Linked DNA regions of Homo sapiens: region 1 is linked to region 2. The links are chromatin contacts, found by Hi-C or POLR2A ChIA-PET in ENCODE. All regions are on one chromosome and are shown on one strand. Each heading gives the region's core, a stretch centred on a gene start or an enhancer-like site at or near the end of the contact. The rest is flanking DNA. Distances are from core to core; before and after follow the strand shown. Region 1 has its middle 63 kb from the start of WDR26. Region 2 overlaps CAPN8 (calpain 8).

Region 1 (4,873 bases), core at 1,858-4,357, 880 kb after region 2:
ACTACCTCACACAATGAGCCCAGTCCTGATCCCAGCCCCCTTCTCTCCCATGCCAAGGTATTGTCCTTCCTATGGCAGAAGGAGAGGGTCCCAGGACATGCCTTGTATATACCTTGAGTTTTGTCAATCCAATATGATTTTTTACTACAAGATCAATGGGAAGGTCTTGTATCCTTAACTACTTAAAAATTGGACTTGTTTCCTTCCTGGAAAAAAACGATGAATTCATTCGTTCATCAAATATTTATTGCCCTGCTAGGTGTCAGGCTAGGTGCTGGGGATACAAAGCTGAGCCAAAATAGTCTCTACTTTAATGGAGTGTTTGTGTAGCTGGGCATCAATATGAATGAATCACTCCATAGATGCAGTCTTACAGCAGTGGTGTCACAAAGACGCTGATGCAGCTGTGAGGGCTTAGAGGAGAGGATTTTACTGCTCCAAGGGGTCCTCCTGGAGGAAGTGATGCTGAGCTGAGATCCCAGGAGGAATGGGCATTCACCAGGGGAAGGGCATTTGCTATTGGAGAGAAGTGGCTGGAGGAGGGGGTCGGGGAGCAGCAGTCCATGTGCAAACTCTCTGGGCAAGAGGAGCGGGCTGAGTGTGGGCATCATGGCTCACTCCTATAATCCCATCACTTTGGGAGACTGAGGCAAGAGGAACCCTTGAGGCCAAGAGTTTGAGATCAGCCTGTGAACACAGTGAGACCCCATCTCTGCAAAACACAACAATGAAAAAGGCATCTGTGAGCTATCCGTGGGCAGAGAGAGCGCAACTAAGCAGTAAGATATGCTCTTTTCATGTGGAGTGAAACATAATCTGGGAAGTGAAAAATTATTCAAGATCTCATGTAGTGGCAGAGACTCAGCCCCTTGTCCTCCCAGCTGCACGAGTCTGTTGTCTCAGCCTCTCTGCCAGCCCAGCAGTTACTGAACAACTACATGTCGTTCTCAATACCCTAGAACTTCTGCTTCCTCAGGGCTGCTGCTTGCTGCCTCCTCTCTTGTGTCTCTTGGCTTATACCAACCACCATCCACTCGAGGAGGGTCTAATTGATCCATTCCTGCCTGAGGAGACTGTGGGGAGAACTTCCATGTCTGAGCACTTTCTGTGCTGCTGGCTGTCCCGTGGGCAGATGTCAACTCCAGTCCATTCAGCTCTGGCCCACCTAACTAGTGTTGCTGATGACACCCCTTCTGCTACCACCATCGCTCCTGCTGCTGCTGGGGCCTCCATGTTAGCCTGATACTAGGAGAGCAAGAAACTGAAGCCTCCTGATTTTCTCTTCCAGGTGGTATAGCAGTATGAGCACAGGCCAAGCAAGGCTGGCCTTGAGATGAGGAGGCCAGATGGTCCCTGAATCAGGGTGGTTTCAGCATGCCCAGGAAGGTGCTGCTGCTTCACAGACAGGTAGCGACTTATACTTAAGAAATTGTTTACAGTGAACAGGATGGGTCCCTTCCCTCAAAGAGCACTCCATGCAGTTGTGGAAACAGACTCAGTGTGACGGGTACAATACTACAGGTGGCATAGGATATCATGGTGGGAATACTGCAAATCCTTATTGAAAACAGGCATATTATAAATACCTTGTAATGAATGCAATACCATAGCTGATACTCATTTCTTTTAGACTTACCTATGTTTTCAGATATATAAAAACTCTAGGAATTCCCAAGGTAATTGAAAACATATGTCCACACAAAAACTTGTACAATAATGTTCATAGCAGCGTTATTCACAATAGCTGAAAGGGGGAAGCAACTCAAGTGTTCTTTGATGGATGAATGGATAAACAAAATGTGGTATATCCATACAATGGAATATTATGCAGCCATAAAAAGGAATGAAGTACTATTATATGCTACAACATGGATGACTCTTGAAAACATGCAGTGAAAGAAGCCAGTCACAAAAAAACTACATTTTATGATTCCATTAATATGAAATGTTCAAATAGGCAAATCTATAGAGACAGAAAGTAGAGGAGTGGTTGTCAGGGAGAGAGGCATAGGGAGGAATTGGGAGTGACTGCTAATAGGTACAAGATTTCTTCCTGGGGTGATGAAAATGTTCTAGAATTAGCTAGTGGTGATGTTTGCACAACATAGTGAATATACTAAAAACCACTGAACTGTATACTTTAACAAATGATAGATTTTATGTTTACTTTAAAAAATGATAGATTTTATGTTATGTGAATGATATGTTGATTTTTAAAGTCTAGGAATTAATCAATTATACTGTGATGGAATATGATATTTTAAGTCAGAAATTTACTTGTGGCATCATCTTCACTGTTCATCTGTAGAATCAGGAGAAGTGATGTTTCCTAGGTTGCTGTGAAGATTAGATAAGATAATGCATATGACAGACTTAGCTGCAAGAATATGGGTTGGGAACCCTTTGTTGTTATAGATGCATTTCTAAAGCAACTTTTTTTATGTGTTGCTGTTTGTTGGAGCCCTCCAGGAGGATCTTGGCACTGAGAGAAATCCCTAAACTAGAGTCATGGCTGAAGAGTGCTGAACACTTCCTGCACTGCTGGCTGTATGGTGGTCAGATGCTCCTGACTATGACCCTGCAGTGAAGCCCGGATCTGGGCAAAACTGAGAAGTAGTTGACACTTGCATCTCTTTCCTGACTGTCTTTTCTGGCCTGGTAGTCTTTTGGGTTATAATTCAGCATCTCTTCCATCTGCATGTCTCAAGTGATTAGTATTTTCCAAAGTGAGCTCATCACATTAATCATATTAGGGTATGAGCAGCCCTTTTAAGCTGTATTTGTATCTTACAGGAAGACCAGAAAAGCTCAGAAGGAGGAAGAATCTTCAGGCACTGTGCAAAGGGAGGGCAGGGAGAGGGGGAAGTTATTCTGCAGCAGCAGTGCCTTCCTGGGCATCCTGAAACCACCCTGATTCAGGGCCCATCTGGCCTCCTCATCTCAAGGCCAGTCTTGCTTGGCCTGTGCTCACTGCTGCCACTGCAATGCCATCTGGAAGAGAAAATCAGGACAATGGCTTCAGTTTCTTGCTCTCTTAGGATTAGGCTAACATGGAGGCCCCAGCAGCCCCAGCAAAAGCAGCAGTGATGGTGGTGGCGGTAGGGGTGTCATTAGCAACACTAATGAATCACTGCTGGGCCCGGTTCTCTTCTCTGACTCAGCTTGAAACTTCTTTCAGTTAACAGGAAGCCAGTAACCAGTAAAGTCAAAAGCTTATATGCAACTCTCTGGATTGGAAACCACTGGGGTGTTTTTTAAGCTTCTATTTCTAAAATAAGAAGGGAAACCAATGGACAGAAGCTTCCCTGTCTTCTTTGATGCAGATAAACTATGTTGGTAGAGGGTGATTGTGAGCTGGGGCCCTTGTTTCTTATGAAACTAAAAAATTCTACATGAGTTTACAAAAACAGGAAGCTGGCAGTGAAAGCTATTGGAATTATGTAAATGAAACAGTCAGTTTGGAATGCAGGTGGGAGTGTGCCTGTGGGAAAGAATGGAGAATGCATCAGAACACGGGCAGCCAGGTTACCATGCGCTGCTTCAGCACAGGGGAAGATGCGGGGGGCAAGGAACCTTCACTGCCCTGGCGTCATCAGCCCAGTGCTGCAACAGTGCAGCAGAAAGGGCAGCGGGGAAAGGCGACAGGAAGAGGAATCAAGACACTTACATTGCTCTAGGAGAGATTCGCATTTTTTTGTGGATCTGAGGATGGGAGCTCTGGGAGCTCTGGAGCCTCTTCCTGTCCGCAGGCACTGCAAAGCTTTAGCACACCAGTAGCTCCCCAGAGGGCTGGGAACCCATGCCAGGACTGGCACCCGCTCCGGGAAGGGGTGCTGGGAGTGCCATGATTTAGATCAGTGATTCACAAACTTTTGGTAGTGAAGACACTCCGTTAAAGCTTATTGTTTTGGGGTTGTATCCTACTCCCCGCCTTTTAAAAATGTTAGTTAAAAATTTAAATTAAAATGGACTTTGTTTTAAAATTAAAAATTTCCTGTTGTTTGAAGCTTCTATGACAACTGGGTAGCCTTCTGAGGTATTGTAATACAGTATTAGGATTTGGACTCTCTGCTGTATACACTAAGCTCTTAAGGGTGAAGGGCAGGCCATTGGTTCTGATAAGAAGAGAGGTTGCCATAGGTATCTCTGCTTTCTTACTCTTCCCCACTCCAGGCCATGTGGACATCTGGAGATATTTGATAAAATGTCCTTTACCAGCCGAGACTCATGACTAATCAATCGTTGTTTTTGTTGGTTTGCTTCTAATCCCTCTCCCTTCCAGTCTATCTTTCATCCTGCCATCAATTTCCTAAAACAGATTTGATGTGCCACCTCCCTCCTCAACAGTTTTCAATGGGATTTCCTACTGCCTGCATAAAGTCTAATGCCTTAGAATGGGGCAAGGAAAGCCTTTCATGATTTAACCCTCTAATACCTTTCTAGTTTCAATTTTTTATAACTCTCTATTTCGGGTCATTTTTTGAACATCAAGAAACTGAAAAGCATAGCTCAACTGCCTTATACAATACACGCCGTTATTTGCTTCTGGGACAAAAGAAGTCTAGAGTCAGCTGACTGGGCACTGTGGCTCACACCTGTAATCCCAGCACTTTGGGAGGCTGAGGCAGGAGGATCGCTTGAGGCCAGGAGTTCAAGACCAGCCTGGGCAACATAGCGACATCCTATCTCTACCAAAAAAAAAAAAAGAAAAAAGAAAAGAAAAAGAAATCTAGTGTCAGAGTGGGGCTTTGGGTAAGGCTCAACAATTCCCCAAGGATCTAATTCCTTTCTTTCTTTTTTCTTTTTTCTTTTTGAGACAGGATCTTACTGTGTCTCCTAGGCTGAAGTGTAGTGGCACAATCATGGCTCACTG
Region 2 (4,852 bases), core at 237-2,736:
GAGGCCAAGGTGGGTGGATCACTTGAGCCTAGGAGCTCGAGACCAGCCTGGGCAACATGGTGAGACCCTGTCTCTACAAAAACATTTTTTAAAAATTAGCCAGGCATGGTGGTGCATGCCTGTGGTCCCAGCTACTAAGAAGGCTGAGGTGAGAGGATCACTTGAGCCCGGGAGGCGGAGGTTGTGATGAGCAGAGATCGTGCCACTACACTCCAACCTGGGGAACAGAGCAAGGCCCTGTCTCAAAAAAACACACAAAATAGCACCAAAAAATTACATAAAATGACCCAGCTCAGGGAGGATAAGCTGGAGGAGGTTGGGCCAAGGCAGCCCTTCACCTTACCTGGGTAGTTCTGGCAGCCCCCAGCTGTGGAGCCCCGGGTCCAGTGGCCGTTGAACAGGACCAGGTTCCATTTGTGCACCTCCTCGCTACTCAGAGAGTCCGGGGACAGGTTGCAGATCTCCAACCGAGAGAACTGCCTCACGAAATCTGAAAGTGACATCCTGGGGCAGAGGCACCAGAGGGCTCTCAGTGAAGAGGGCTGGGTTGTGATTAAAGGCACGCATACTGAGCACGGGAAGGAGCCCTGTGGCACAGGCCCTAGAGGCCGTGGGCTAGCTTGATCTTTCCTACAGCACACTGATACAAACACGCAGAGACAACAGTCCACATTCTTCACTAGCGCTAGCTTCTTGGCTCTTACAGGGAGCCCCACACACATATCTTAACAACCAAGCAAAGGATCTGAACTGTAAACTGCAAAAGACCCCAGGAGGTCATCTCAACAAAGCCTCTGCCTCTAGATTGGGTTAAGTCTAAGCTCACAAGAGGTTTCTTTTTGTTTAATTCGGAGTGATGTCCAGCTAAGCCGTACCATATTCAAGGAGTATCCTTATTATCTTCCTTAGCTCACTAGCAAAGGAAGTTCTCCCATATTGATGGTAGGTAAATCTTAGCTTAAAGAGATAGAAGCAGTGCTCTCAGTTCATTGGAAAGATAATAGAACTGAGAAAGACAGGCTGATAGCTAAGCCAGGTTGAGGGCCTAGATATCATGGTTTCAGTGCTTTAGACGTGCTGGTATAGAGGTGGAATTATACCAGGACAAAAGGAGAAGAATGAATTCACCATGATCAGGAACCATGTCGCCTTCCTGGAAGACCCAGAGACCTAGAGTTCACATCAGAACTGAAAATGGACCCATCACCAATGGGACAGCGCTTCAGCAGAAAACTCTCTCACCAGAATTCTCCATCCTCAACTTTCTTGTCCAGTTCTTCCTTCCGCCGGGGGTCTATGTGATTCCACTCTGGTGCACTGAGGGGAAAACAAGCAGAGATGCTCGCTCCTGAGAGGTTCTACAAGCAGGGCAAGCTGTTTACTGCAGCTAAGCTTCCCCCTAAGAGCCAGAAACAAAATACCAAAAGCACTGCAGGCAGACAGAAAGGCAGAATGGACAGTGTGGCGCGAGCACACTGTCTGGGGAAGGGACACAGACCCAGGACACGGACTCCATGGGCACTAGCACGATGGCCTTGGACATGTGCCAGGAACATTATGACTCAAACATTATGCTCTAATTTTTACTCTCTAGGGCAAATTTGACATTTCTAATTAAGACTCCCAGGCCCCTGTTTGCAGGAATGGGGAGGCCCAGGAGAGAACGTGGATGAGTTCTCGTCACTGGAAAGGCAGGCACTCCAGTACCCATTAGTCACTTATCACTCTGGCTTATCCAGCAGTCTAGGGTGAATATGCTGACAGAGTCTAACCAGCTCTGGGGACATGGACATGGTTCACTTCCTTACACCCACGAGAATGATCATCCAGCCCAGTTTTACGGCAATTTCCCAGAAGAAACGTCACCCTGTGAGACCTCCTGCTGGTGGCCTTTCAAGGGCAATATCTATGCACTTTGTTTGAATGCCATCTCCAGCTTCCTGACCTTTACGAAGTTAGGTTTTCCTGAAATATGTATGTGACATCTAAGTAACAGAGCAGTATCAAGATCCATCTTTAAAAAAAAAAAAATCCCTGCCTGAATACCTTCAGCAAAACCTAAGCACCTTCTCTCCCCAGCATAAGAGCTGGGGCACACTCCAGCGCAGCCTCTTCCTCCAAGCCAGGCTTTAAGACCCCGGGGGTCAGCACGACAATTCCCAGAGCCTCTTCAATTCATTGAAACATTAATTTGATTAAAACCAAATCTCAGAATGTGCTTGTTATAAACAAAGATTAGGGCAGGAGTTGGAAAATTCCAGATCTGACCTACTGCTCCAATTTCTTTTTTTTACTTTTTTTTTTTTTTTTTAAGTAAAATCTCACTAATCCCTGGGCTGAGCTTAGGGATGTTGCCTTAGAGATTCGGCACCCTCCTCCTCCAATAGCTGATATATATAATTATCCCAGGTTGCATCTCCAGCTGGTAGGGCCTCCAGGACTTGACAGTCACCACCTCCCGCCTGCCAGGGAGCGGGTGCTCAGGGAAAGGAGAGAAAGTCAAACAAGCCCTTTGGACAGCTCGGTAGTGACTTTTGGTAAGAATGGCCCACATTCAGGGTTTCAATTTCACGTGGCCCTGTCATCCTTTTAGGGAAGTTGGCGGAACTGAGGTTTTGGGTTTTGCTCAATCTTACACAGTAGAATGAAAAATCCTTCCTACAGGAGGCTCATGTGTGGCCCTAGAGACACGTGTTTCTTCGTGACACAACCTGAAGGGAGTTACTGCCCCTCTGCGTGGTCATGACATGAGCAGTCATGATGCTGTGATTAAACTTGGCGATGTCCCCTTCGAAAGCCCTGGTGGCATCACAGAGTACCGACAGCACTTGAGGATTAAGGACGTATTGGGAGGGGGCATTATTGTGACCATTTTCATTTCTGGTGGTTCTTTGTCCATGAGACTGGCTAATTATTTTTTTTTTTTAAATGGAGTCTTGCTCTGTTGCCCAAGCTGGAATGCAGTGGCCCAATCTCGGCTCACTGCAACCTCCAACTCCTGGGTTCAAGCGATTTCCAGCTAATTTTTGTACTTTTAGTAGAGACGGGGTTTCACCATGTTGGTCAGGCTGGTCTCGAACTCCTGAGCTCAAGTGATCCACCCGCCTAGGCCTCCCAAAGTGTTAGGATTACAGGCCTGAGCCACTGTACCCAGCTGAGACTGGCTAATTCTAATTCCTCCCCCACACTAACCTGCCTCTGCCAGGCCAGCTGTGCTCACTGGACAGAAACCACCCCATGCTTTCCACCCTCCTGCATGATGGGGACATGGATTCCAGGGCCCAGCTGTCCTGGGACATCACCACCTCTGACTGACTTTCCCTCATCAGCAGAGAGGCCTGCCCAAGAGGAGTCTCTCCAGTCAGTGATCAAACGTGCCTAGGGTAGGAGCGAGTGCCGCTGCCTCATTCATCACTGCTGCCAGGGCCCGGGGCTCCTAGGGTCAAATTTCATTTTCTCAGCATCCTTGTTTCTTCTTGGTGCTGAGGGGTTTGGCCTTTGTCAGTGTCCAGTGTTTGTGGAGTGGAAAGAAACAGACTGTGAGTGATCGATTTGACCTTTGGACCAGCACGGTGCGTCAGGTAAAAAACACAAAAACCTTTCAGCGCAAAGCAAAATTCCACAGAGCCGCCAAACTTTCAAATGCCAAAGCAGAAAGCCAGAATCGAAGACTACAGCCCAGTGGTTTTTATTTTGCTTTTCCCAGCCTGGATCCATTTAATACTCTTTTCTGAACACACTGTGTGATCTGCAGACAGGACGTGCTGCTGAACTCACTGTGACATCGATCTCATTGTTGTGTGTTTTACACGACACCCTTCCGCAGAGGGAGAGATGACTGGAGAAGCGGGGGAAAAAAACCTACTCATCGCTCCAGGCTCCCGACCACTCCACTTCACCCCATGGATTCCTGAGTCTGATCAGCTTCTCTGGATGGCCCTGGAAATTCACCTGCAAATTCCATACACAGAAAAGCGACTGAATTACTATGCTCCTGTTGCCTTGCAGGCATGTCTGCACCTGACAGGATCTGCATTAAATTTTTCAAATGTCCCTAAAGGACCACACTTTTATTTTCCTTTAATGCATCTTTTCAGGCTTGGGCCAAGTGTTTTCATAATTTGTTTGAATAAATGAGGTATTTTTCATAATTTGTTTGAATAAATGAAGAGTGAGTCTAGCCCAAAAACAAGCTTATGTCTGCTTTAACTCAGATTTAGATTTTATAGTTGACTAAGATTGACTGAGCTTTTAATACATGAGACCTAATGATAATAAACGCCCTCCAAACAAACACCAAAGCACGGCAGTTAACATTTATCGAGCAGGTACTACAGATGAGGTGTAGTGCTAAGCATTTTAGGTGCTTTATTGCCTCATTTAACACTCACGACAATCCTGAGAAGATAAAGAATTATCTTCATTTCATAGCTCAAAAATCTGAGACTTAAAGAAGTTACATTATCCGAGATTATCTAGTTAGTAAGTGGTGAACGCAGGCCAGGAACTCAGGCAGTCCGTCTCCAAAGCCCATACTCCTAAATCCACATATACTGCTTTCCCCTATTTATTGAACACTCAAGCATAAGCCCCTTGGGCCCCTGCACACACACTGGCATTCACATATACACACACCAACTGTGTAGGCTGTTAGGTCCTCATTGTCTTCATTTCCTGTGTATCCCCCAACTCACCTAGCCCAATGTTTGCATGTACATGTTCAATTCCCATTTATGAGATTAACTTCATTAAAGAGCATATTTGGGCCAGGCGCAGTGGCTCACGCCTGTGATCCCAGCACTTTGGGAGGCCGAGGTGGGCAGATCATGAGGTCAGGAGATCAAGACCATCC

Evidence for each region. Hi-C counts contacts between places; a loop is a spot of excess contacts on that map. ChIA-PET counts read pairs that join two places held with the same protein, here RNA polymerase II (POLR2A). Pooled maps may share reads with other maps.
Region 1: a loop to region 2 is called in a pooled map, with 3 times the contacts of the local background. The contact joins two enhancer-like sites. A Hi-C loop is called at or near these places in 1 of 50 pooled maps. POLR2A ChIA-PET finds 5 or more read pairs at or near these places in 2 of 52 experiments (HEK293 and activated CD4-positive, alpha-beta T cell).

Annotation. Positions count from the first base shown.
Region 1 is chr1:224,495,209-224,500,081 of GRCh38, forward strand. It overlaps a transcript of CNIH3 not described here. Among named protein-coding and RNA genes, the nearest start is that of WDR26, 63 kb to the left of the region's middle. RefSeq lists enhancers at 2,597-3,126, 2,852-3,051, 3,127-3,658. Within about 2 kb of position 3,108, at least 30 of the 41 ENCODE cell types and tissues checked have a DNase peak (open chromatin) inside an H3K27ac peak, as active enhancers do.
Region 2 is chr1:223,618,950-223,623,801 of GRCh38, forward strand. CAPN8 (calpain 8) reads right to left here. Exons shown (of 21, transcript NM_001143962.2): 7 at 3,866-3,951; 8 at 1,243-1,317; 9 at 344-504. Among named protein-coding and RNA genes, the nearest start is that of CAPN8, 44 kb to the right of the region's middle. Within about 2 kb of position 1,487, at least 2 of the 41 ENCODE cell types and tissues checked have a DNase peak (open chromatin) inside an H3K27ac peak, as active enhancers do.